2 separate regions of the Homo sapiens genome follow, and region 1 is linked to region 2. Evidence: chromatin loops called from intact Hi-C (ENCODE). Cell type or tissue: PC-3. All regions are shown on one strand.

Evidence for each region. Hi-C counts contacts between places; a loop is a spot of excess contacts. Peaks named below come from ENCODE experiments on the same cell type or tissue, not always from the same donor. Only the 100,000 strongest peaks of a DNase experiment are listed, where the experiment ranks them.
Region 1: a loop joins it to region 2, with 20 times the contacts of the local background. A loop is called at or near these places in 1 of 110 quality-filtered maps.

Annotation. Positions count from the first base shown.
Region 1 is chr6:119,122,531-119,127,530 of GRCh38, reverse strand. It overlaps a transcript of FAM184A not described here. Among named protein-coding and RNA genes, the nearest start is that of FAM184A, 46 kb to the right of the region's middle. In PC-3, no CTCF peak of the experiment used is centred here; no DNase peak of the experiment used is centred here; H3K27ac peaks cover 561 bases.
Region 2 is chr6:118,864,488-118,869,487 of GRCh38, reverse strand. All of the region lies in intron 8 of MCM9 (minichromosome maintenance 9 homologous recombination repair factor), which reads left to right. Among named protein-coding and RNA genes, the nearest start is that of ASF1A, 27 kb to the left of the region's middle. In PC-3, no CTCF peak of the experiment used is centred here; a DNase peak (open chromatin) is centred at 2,067; H3K27ac peaks cover 2,638 bases.

The sequences.
Region 1 (5,000 bases), 260 kb before region 2:
GTCTCTTTCTATGAGGTTTACCAGCATTGACAGTTACCCAGGATATGTCCTCTCACAATTTGCATGTGTTTAGATATTTTTTCTAAAGAGTAGAAAACAGTCCTAGCTACTCTTTTCCCCTGTCAGATCCTAGGCCCTGCCCTTCCACTGTGGTAGGTAGAATTCTAAGGTGTCCTCCAAGATACCTCACCACCACTAGTGTGCACACACCTTTTCCCAGTTTTTCAATCAAACACTAACCTAGGTGCTACTGTGAAGGGATTTGCAGGTGAAATTTGAGGCCCAAATCAGTTGACCTTAAGATAAGGGTGATAGGGACAGGAGGCAGAGAAATTCTAGGCATAAAAGGGTGGGGTTCCCGGCAAGGGCCCCACCCTCGAGCCTGGAACCACAGCCCAAAGTGAGAACATGCATTCCTGTTTTCCCACTTGAATGTTGCCTTTTTCCAAAACCACCCATGGCCTGTCCCACCCACCATCCTGCACTCATAAAAACCCCTGACCCAGCTGGCAGAGAAAAGGAAACAGCTGAACATTGAGAGGAGAAGAAACAGCTGGACATCGGGGAGAAGCAGCTTGACTTCAGAGGGATGGCTTGATGATGGGACTTCAGAGTCCGGCCAGAGACAGCCAGACTTCAGGGGAAGAATATTTTTCCACTCCATCCCTTTTCCAGCTCCCCTTCCTGCTGAGAGCCACTTCCATTGGCAATAAAATCCCCCACATTTACTATCCTTAAATTCATTTGTGAGACCTGATTTTTCCTGGATGCCAGACAAGAGCTCGGGGTACAGAAGGCTAACACACTGACCCTCTGCCCGCACAAAAAGGCAGAGGCTTCACTGAGCCTTTAAACACATAAGCTGTCCGTGGACAGCAAAACTAAAAGAGCACTGACTGTTAACACTCCTTCTGGGGCTTCAGGAGTCACAGGTACTCCCCCTCTAGATGTTGCCATGGGGCCTGCACAGAGTTTTGCTCTTGCCGGTGCCCGGAAGCACTCGCCCTGGCTCTTGCACCCACTCAGCTACACTCCCCGTCCCACTAGGGCTGGAGTGCAGTGGATCCAAGCAAGTGAAGCCAGCCAAAGCAGCTAGCTAGCTCCAGTGCCCACAGTCCAGTTCCCACCTGCTGCAAAGGGGTCAGGGAAAATTTCCTGTTTCAGGGAGAACATCTTTGGTGGGCCTGACCTAATCAGATGAGTCCTTAAAGTGACTGGGCTCTTCCTGGAAAGAGAAATTCGAAGCATGAGGGAGATTTCATGCAAAGGAGATTCTCCATTGCTGACTTTTTATGATGAAGGTGCCACATGGTAGGGAACAGTGGGCAGCCCACAGAAGCTGAGAGCAACTCTGTGAGCAAGAAGGTGGCAATCACAGTCCTACAACCACAGGGAACAAGATCCTGCCAACAACCTGAATAACTTTGGATGACCCCAAGCCTCAGATTAGAATCACAGCCCTCGCTGACACCTTAATTTTATTCCTGTGAGACCCTGAACAAGGAACCTAGCTGTGTCATGTCTGGACTTCTAACCTGTAGAACTGTGAGCTAATAAGCTGTTGTTTTAAGCCATTAAATTTATGGTAATTAGTTATGCAGTAATAGAAAATGAATAGACCCTCTACACTGAAACTACAACAGATCATATTCAGGGAAATTTTACAACTCTGAGTGGCTGGAGTGCTACCAGGAAGTCCTCCACTTGCTGGCTTGCTAGTTGCTTCCAACAACTTCTCTGGGCACATACGATGAGCAAGACTCTGGAAACTCCTCACAGAAAGTTGACCTATTGGTCCACTGTATAATTAGATCAACTCTTCTGGGAATGTAAAAGTAGTCTGCCAGTTGTGGCTGCAAAGTTTAGATATGTATATGCCAGAAAACTCATGCTATCCAACAATGGTATGCAAATTGGTGTGTCCGTCTAGGTTTATAACCAACTCTTCAATGAATGTAAAGAAATGAGCTTTAAAATAAGGAAATAACACCTAGCACATTGGGAAGCCAAGGCGGCTAGATCACGAGGTCAGGAGTTCGAGACCAGCCTGGACAACACAGTGAAACCTCATCTCTACTAAAAATACAAAAATTAGCCAGGCATAGTCCCGACCTATAGTCCCAGCTACTCGGGAGGCTGAGGCAGGAGAATCACTTAAACCTGGGAGGCGGAGGTTGCAGTGAGCCAAGCCACGCCATTGCACTCCAGCCTGGGTGACAGAGCAAGACTCCATCTCAAAAAGAAAAAAGAAGGAAATAATATTTTGTTATTGGACTTGCTGAAAGAGATCCAGACAGTAATTATTAACCATACATATGTTGATTGATTAATAAAGCTGTTTGAAGTCATAGACCAGACTTACATACAAATTTTCTGAAAGCTTATTCTAAAAAACTATTAATAGATACAACTGCCTGGATATGAATTAAAATGCCTGAATATCAAGCTACAACAATGTTTATAAAGAATGATTTGTAAATAACACCTTTCAAGGCACTTTCAAAGCGTTAGTAAAAATTAGCTTAATTACAATACATAATACAATATAATAACAGGAGTTCTAGGGAACTGTGGATCCCTGGGATTTTTATGTAAAATCAAGTAAGCACATATGCATTTTCCTGTGGCAAAATGTTTATCTCTCTCATCAGCTACATAACCTCATGAAAGCTAAAAACAAATGTTGTATTATAAAGTTTCTGAGGTTGTATCTACTTGGAATATACAGATTAATAATTGTTACCAAAAGTACTTTAAAGATATAAAAAAAAAAAATTAGGGCCATAGTTTATTTGATCTTCTAATTGGGTGTTTGTTCATGACTTAATGTCTTTTCACGTTTTATTAGATTTGCCAGATGGAAAAAAAGACCTCTACTACCAGGTTGTAACTTCCTTATTATACCCATTATCATTTAGATGAACCCTTTGTAAGCAATGATTTCAGCATGACTCATTTTAACAGCATATAATGGTCTTTTTAATAGAGTATGAGAAGGCTTTTACACCCCCAGGTAAAATTTTATAAATAAATGTAGATTTTTAAAATTATAATTACAATTACTGGCAGAAAGTTAAAGCCAATGGGATAGTTATAATCATTATTGCCTTGATTTAAACATTTAAGAGATGCCTTATAAGTTTCAACATAACTCTACAATTTACATAAAACATTGCCAGTCAATAAAAGTTGTTGAACTTACAAGAAGAATGTTGATACTGTAAAGCTATTTACATAGTTGACATATATAAGAAGTTTTCAAGGCTAAGAACTAGAGTAAGAGCAATGCTGCCAGAATTTAAGTTGTTTGAGGCCAGATAATTAAACCAAATGAAACAAAAGATAAAAATCCTTTGAACTAAAATATTTCTTTAGCTGTCATCTTTAACTGCATAAATACTGATTGGCTAAGACTATGAATAACTGAGAATATTTTAAATTTAAAAAAAGAATAAAATGAGAAATTTCAAAGTGGATATTATAACCAGCAACATAGAGTTCCATAAATAGCAATAGTCACTATGTTTTGGGAGTGTGCAAAGTTGTATCTTGGAGTGTGCTTTGTAAATGTTTGTGTCTGAAGATGTATCTAAACTTGCATTTTACAACTGTAATGTAATGGCACAATCAGCAAATGGCTAACTTCAAATTTAAAATAGAGTAGAGAGGAAACAAATGTTTCTGAATATATTTCTCTACAGTATATAACTGTCCATATTTATTTCTTAAGATTCTGTGACCCAAACACCTATACATACTGCAAATAGCATAAACAGCAATCAACTTGTCAACATAAACAATGGTAAACTAAAAATAAAACTCCAAGCCTCCAACGGACTGAATGGATCATCTCTTTGCCAAGGGGACCCCTGAGTAACGTTGAAAACAGAGTTCTCGGCCCTGATGGGAGCCGGGGTCAGACTCCCTTCCTTGCCAACCATGATTGGGCTTTCTTCCCTAAGGGCCTAACAGAACTCAACACTTTCAAAAGTTAAAGCCAATGGAATAGTTATAATCATTATTGGCTTGATTTAAACATTTAAATCATGTTTAAAATCATGTTACCCCTGACGTGAACCAACCACCCAACACTGCCCCTACTGTTTTTGTTTTTGTTTGTTTGTTTGTTTTTTGGTATTTTTGAGATGGAGTCTCACTCTGTCGCCCAAGGTAGAGTGCAGTGGCATGATCTCGGCTCACTGCAACCTCCACCTCCCAGTTTCAAGTGATTCTCCTGCCTCAGGCTCCCTAGTAGATAGGATTACAGGCCTACACCACCAGGCCCGGCTAATTTTTATATTTTTAGTAGAGATGGGGTTTCACCATGTTGGCCAGGCTGGTCTCAAAATTTCTGACCTCAAGTGATCTGCCCACCTCCACTTCCCAAAGTGCTGGGATTACCGGTGTGAACCATCCCCCCGCCTGCCCCTACTGTTTTGCCTGAGACCACAGACCATGGAGTGGTTCTGGCCAGTCCATGGAGAATGCACAGTAAGGGTTTTCATGTCCTCTGCTTCACTTTGTGACATTAGAGGACTGAAAACTCCACCCTCAGATCACTGCCTTTTTTTTTTTTTTTTTTTTTTTTTTTTTTTTTTTTTTTTTTCAGACAGGGTCTTCCTCCGTTGCTCAGGCTGGAGTACAGTGGCATGATCTCGGCTTACTGCAACCTCCACCTCCCAGGTTCAAGCAGTCCTCCCACCTCAGCCTCCCGAGTAGCTGGGACCCGAGTAGATGCATGCTACCATGCCCAGCTAATTTTTGTATTTTTTGTAGAGCCAGGGTTTTGCCATGTTGCCCAGGTCGGTGTTGAACTCCTGAACTCAAGCAATCCACCCCCTTCAGCCTTCCAAAGTGCTGGGATTACAGGCAGGAGCCACCGCGCCCCTCCCAATGCCATTTTTTGAACATGGAGAAGAAGCAGGAAGCTCAGTTGTGCATGTGCACGTTTCTCCTTTCATAAATATTCATGACTCCTTTTACAGCTTATTGAATATGTA
Region 2 (5,000 bases):
TGTGTTTACCCTGAGGCTTACAGAAAATATACTTACAATAGGCCATTTTAAGTTGATGACACCTTAATTTTTTTTATTATTATACTTTAAGTTCTAGGGTACATGTGCACAACGTGCAGGTTTGATTCATAGGTATACATGTACCATGTTGGTTTGCTGCACCCATCAACTCATCATTTACATTGGGTATTTCTCCTAATGCTATCCTTCCCCCAGTTCCCCACCCCCAGATAGGCCCAGGTGTGTGATGTTCCCCACCTTGTGTCCAAGTGTTCTCATTGTTCAGTTCCCACCTATGAGTGAGAACATGTGGTGTTTGGTTTTCTGTCCTTCTGATAGTTTGCTGAGAATGATGGTTTCCAGCTTCATGTCCCTGCAAAGGACGTGAACTCATCCTTTTTTATGGCTGCATAGTATTCCATGGTGTATATGTGCCACATTTTCTTAATCCAGTCTATCATTGATGGACATTTGGGTTGGTTCCAAGTCTTTGCTATTGTGAATAATGCTGCCATAAACATACGTGTGTGTATCTTTATAGTAGCATGATTTGTAATCCTTTGGGTATATACCCAGTAATGGGATTGCTGGGTCAAATGATAATCCTAGTTCTAGATCCTTGAGGAATCACCACACTGTCTTCCACAATGATTGAACTAATTTATACACCCACAAACAGTGTAAAAGCATTCCTATTTCTCCACATCCTCTCCAGCATCTGTTATTTCCTGACTTTTTAATGATTGCCATTCTAGCTGGCGTGAGATGGTATCTCATTGTGGTTTTCATTTGCATTTCTCTAATGACCAGTGATGATGAGCATTTTTTCATGTATCTGTTGGCTGCATAGATGTCTTCTTTTGAGAAGTGTCTGTTCATATCCTTTGCCCGCTTTTTGATGGGGTTTTTTTTTCTTTTAAATTTGTTTGAGTTCTTTGTAGATTCTGGATATTAGCCCTTTGTCAGATGGGTAGATTGCAAAAATTTTCTCCCATTCTGTAGGTTGCCTGTTCACTCTGAGGGTAGTTTCTTTTGCCACGCAGAAGCTCTTTAGTTTAATTAGATCCCATTTGTCTATTTTGGCTTTCGTTGCCATTGCTTTTGGTATTTAAGTCATGAAGTCCTTGCCCATGCCTATGGATGACACCTTAATTTTTATCACATACACAAAGTCTACACTTTTATTTTTCCTCCTCACACATTTTGTATTTTTGATGTCATACTTTGTCTTTTTATAATTTGCATTCCTTAAAAATTATTGTAGCTTTAGTTCTTTTAACAGTTTAACCTTTTTATTAGAAATATAATTAATTGGCTGAGTGCAGTGGCTCACACCTGTAATCCCAGCACTTTGGGAGGCCGAGGTGGGTGGATCACAAGGTCAGGAGTTCAAGACGAGCCTGGCCAACATGGTGAAACCCCGTCTCTACTAAAAATACAAAAATTAGCCAGACGTGGTGGCACGTGCCTGTAGTCCCAACTACTCTGGAGGCTGAGGAAGGAGAATTGCTTGAACCCAGGAGGTGGAGGTTGCAGTGAGCTGAGATCACACCATTGCATTCCAGCCTGGGCACCAGAGTGAGACTTCATCTCAAAAAAAAAGAAAAAGAAAAAGAAAAAAGAAATATAATTAATTTACCCAACCCCATTGTATTACTAGAGTATTTTGGATTTGACAATATACAGTCATATATCACTTTACAATGGGGATACATTCTGAGAAATGCATTATTAGGTGATTTTGTCATTGTATGAACATCATTGAGTGTATTTACACAACCCTAGATGGTATAATCTACTATACACCTAGTCTACATGGTATACTCTTTTGCTCTTAGGCTACAAACCTGTACAGCATGTTACTGTATGGAATACTATAGGCAGTTTGTGACACAATGATAAGTAATTGTGTATCTAAACATATCTAAATATATAAAATATACAGTAAAATTGCCGTATAAAATTGCATAGGGTACTTATTGTGAATGAAGCTTCCAGGACTGGAAGTTGCGCTGGATTAGTCAGTGAGTGAGTAGTGAGTGAATATAAGGGCTTAGAACATTACTGTACACTTTTATATGACTAACGGAGCAGTACATTTGTTTACACCAGCATCACCACAAACACAAGTAATGCTTTGTGTTACAGCGTTATAATGGACATCACCATCACTAGGCAATATGAGTTTTTCAGCTCCATTATAATTTTATGGGACCACTGTTGATGTCATTATGTAGCACATGACTATACTCTCTTATGTCTTCATGTTACTAATAGTGTCTTCTTCCTTCAGCATGAAAAACTCCCTTTAGCGTTTTTTTTGTAAAAGAGGTCTAATGGTGGCAAATGCTTAAACTTTTTGTTTGAGAAAGTCTTTATCACCCCCTTTTTTTAAAAGACTGAATTGCTGAGTATAGAGTTATTGGTTGATGGGGTTTTTTTTTTTCCTTTTAGGATGTTGAATGTATCATCTCACTCTCTTCTGACCTGCAAGGTTGCTCTTGAGAAATCCACTGATAGTCTTATGAGAAGGTTCTTTTGTATGTGATGATTTGCTTTTACTTTACTGCTTTCAACACTCTGTGTTTTAACTTTTTATAATTTTATTGTGATTGTCTTGGCATAGGTTTCTTTGGATTCATCTTATTTGGTATTGTTTGGGCTTCCTGTCTCTGGCTTTCTATCTTCTTACCCAGGCTTGGGAAGTTTTCTGCCATTACTTCTTTGGATGTGTTTTCTATCCCTTTCTCTTCTCCTTCTGGCATGCCAATAATACGTAAGTTGTTTTACCTGATGGTGCCCCATAAATTGCTTGAGCTACCTTCACTTTTTCTTTTCTTTTTTCTCCTCAGACTGGATGATTTCCAGTAACCTGTCTCAAGTTAACCAATCTATTCTTCTACTGGATCTTACCTACTCTTAAACCCCTCTCTTGAATTTTTCAGTTAAGTTATAGTACTCTTCAGATATATGATTTTCAATTGATAATTTTATGCTTTCTCTTTGTTGATGTTCTCATTTTTTTCTTGCATTGCTCTGTTGACCCTGGTGAGCATCTTTTTGACCATTATTTTGAATTTTCTCTCAGGTACATCACATATCTCCACTTCACTTCAGTTAGTTTCTAGAGATTTACCATATTCTTTTCTTTGGAATGTATTTCCTTGTTTCTTCATTTTCCATGACTCTCTATTTTGGTTTCTGTGTATTAGATAAGACAACTACCTCTCCCAGTCTTGTCAGACTTGTCTCATGTAGGAGAAAGTTCTCACTAATCTGTCTGGCCAAAGATTTTAAGGTGCCTCTCAAATATTCGAGTTCATCCAGACTGTTGTCTCTGTTTAGGGTTGCACTGTGGAGCTTAAGATGTGCCATGTTCTGCCAGTACCTCAAGACAGGGAAGTTAGGAGCCAGATTATCTTAGATGTAGCTGGAAAGATTGGGGTGTTGGCTATGTGTTTCAATTACTTCCATCTTCATGGTGAAGCTGAATGTGGGTGTCTATTTCCCACTCTTTCTGTGCTAAGCCAGGTAGAGGATCTATGGCAAATGTCTGAACTCATGTTTAGGCTGTGCCCTCAGATCCTGGGGAGATAGCTGCTGGATGTGGGCCCATTGTATGTCCACCTCTTTTTTTCTTGGATCTAGGACCACTCAAGAATGCAAAGTCCCATCAACTCCCAGAGCTAGTTTGTTAAGAAGACATTACCTTGGGTGGAAGTTATAGAAGTTATGGCACTTGCTGTGTAATCAGACTTTTTTCACGTAGAATGGGGGAGGCCTAGATTTATCATAGGGGTAAGCCAAAGGAAAGGATCATGAAGTGTCAAGCTCTGTTTTGGCTGCTGCAGAGCTATTTGTTTGCCCTGTTAGCTCCCCAGTGCAAGTCCATTAGAAGCCAGCTTGTCAAATGACCACTTGAAGTATGTTATAAGCCCCTTCTGGAGAGAAGATGGAAGCTACATGTTTTCACCCCTTTTTGGGACTTTTCCAAGGGGATGTAGCCGTTAGAAGTGTTTGCACACTTGTTCAAGACCACCCCTTTGTTCTGTGATCTAAGGAGACTCACATATGCCTACTATCTTCTGCTGTCAGAGCTAAGAGTAGTTTAGAGAGGGAATATTTAGGGAGGTGCTATAAAAGTTGGAGCACTTGATATGTGGCATAAACCCCATTTGAGGAGAAATAGCTGTTTTTAAAGCCCCTTCTCTGCACTGCCCCTATGGTATGACGTCCCTGAAATGCCTACATGCCCATATAAAACTGGCACTTTTTTCTGTGGTGCAGATAGACTCACATATACTTTGTTCCCTCTGGTTTCAGAGATAGGAAGTTTAGGACACAGTCCGTTGAGTGGGAGCTGTAAAATTGTGGGTGCTCAATATACAGTCAGACTCTCTTCCATGAGAGATTAATAAACCTGGAGTTACCTCTGGCATGAGCCAGGGGAGAAGACTCAAGAAGTGCCGGTCCACTTCTTAGGCTGTCAGCCAAGCTATATTTGTCTGCCTCTTTAACTTCCTGAAGCAAGTTCGTTAGAAGACAAGCAGGCATGTAGCCACCAGAAGAGTGTGTTATAGATTCCTTCCAGGCAGAAAGAAGGGGCTGCATATTTTAGGCCCCTTCTCTGCACTGCTCTTGGGGGATGAAGCCCCAGAAGTACTCGAGTGCCCATAGCAAACCACCACAATTTTATTGTGGTCTAGAGAGTCTTGGGTGTTTAATCCTCTTTGTTCTCAGAGCCGGTGAATTAAGAACCAGACCATGGGAAACCTTAGAGTTAGGGTTCTACATGTGAGTACAAATCCTCTTCTCCACAGGAAGAAGCTTGATATTAGGGAGTCCTTTCCAGATAATGTGGAGCAGTGTCTAAGGCAGGGTCCTATGCCTCAGCTTTTCCTTCCCATTTGATGTGGAAATTTTCTTAGTCGCCCAGTGTGTAGGAGTCTCTCAGCTGGTCCCTGACTTTCTCTCGGAGGGAACTGATTCGTGAATAGATG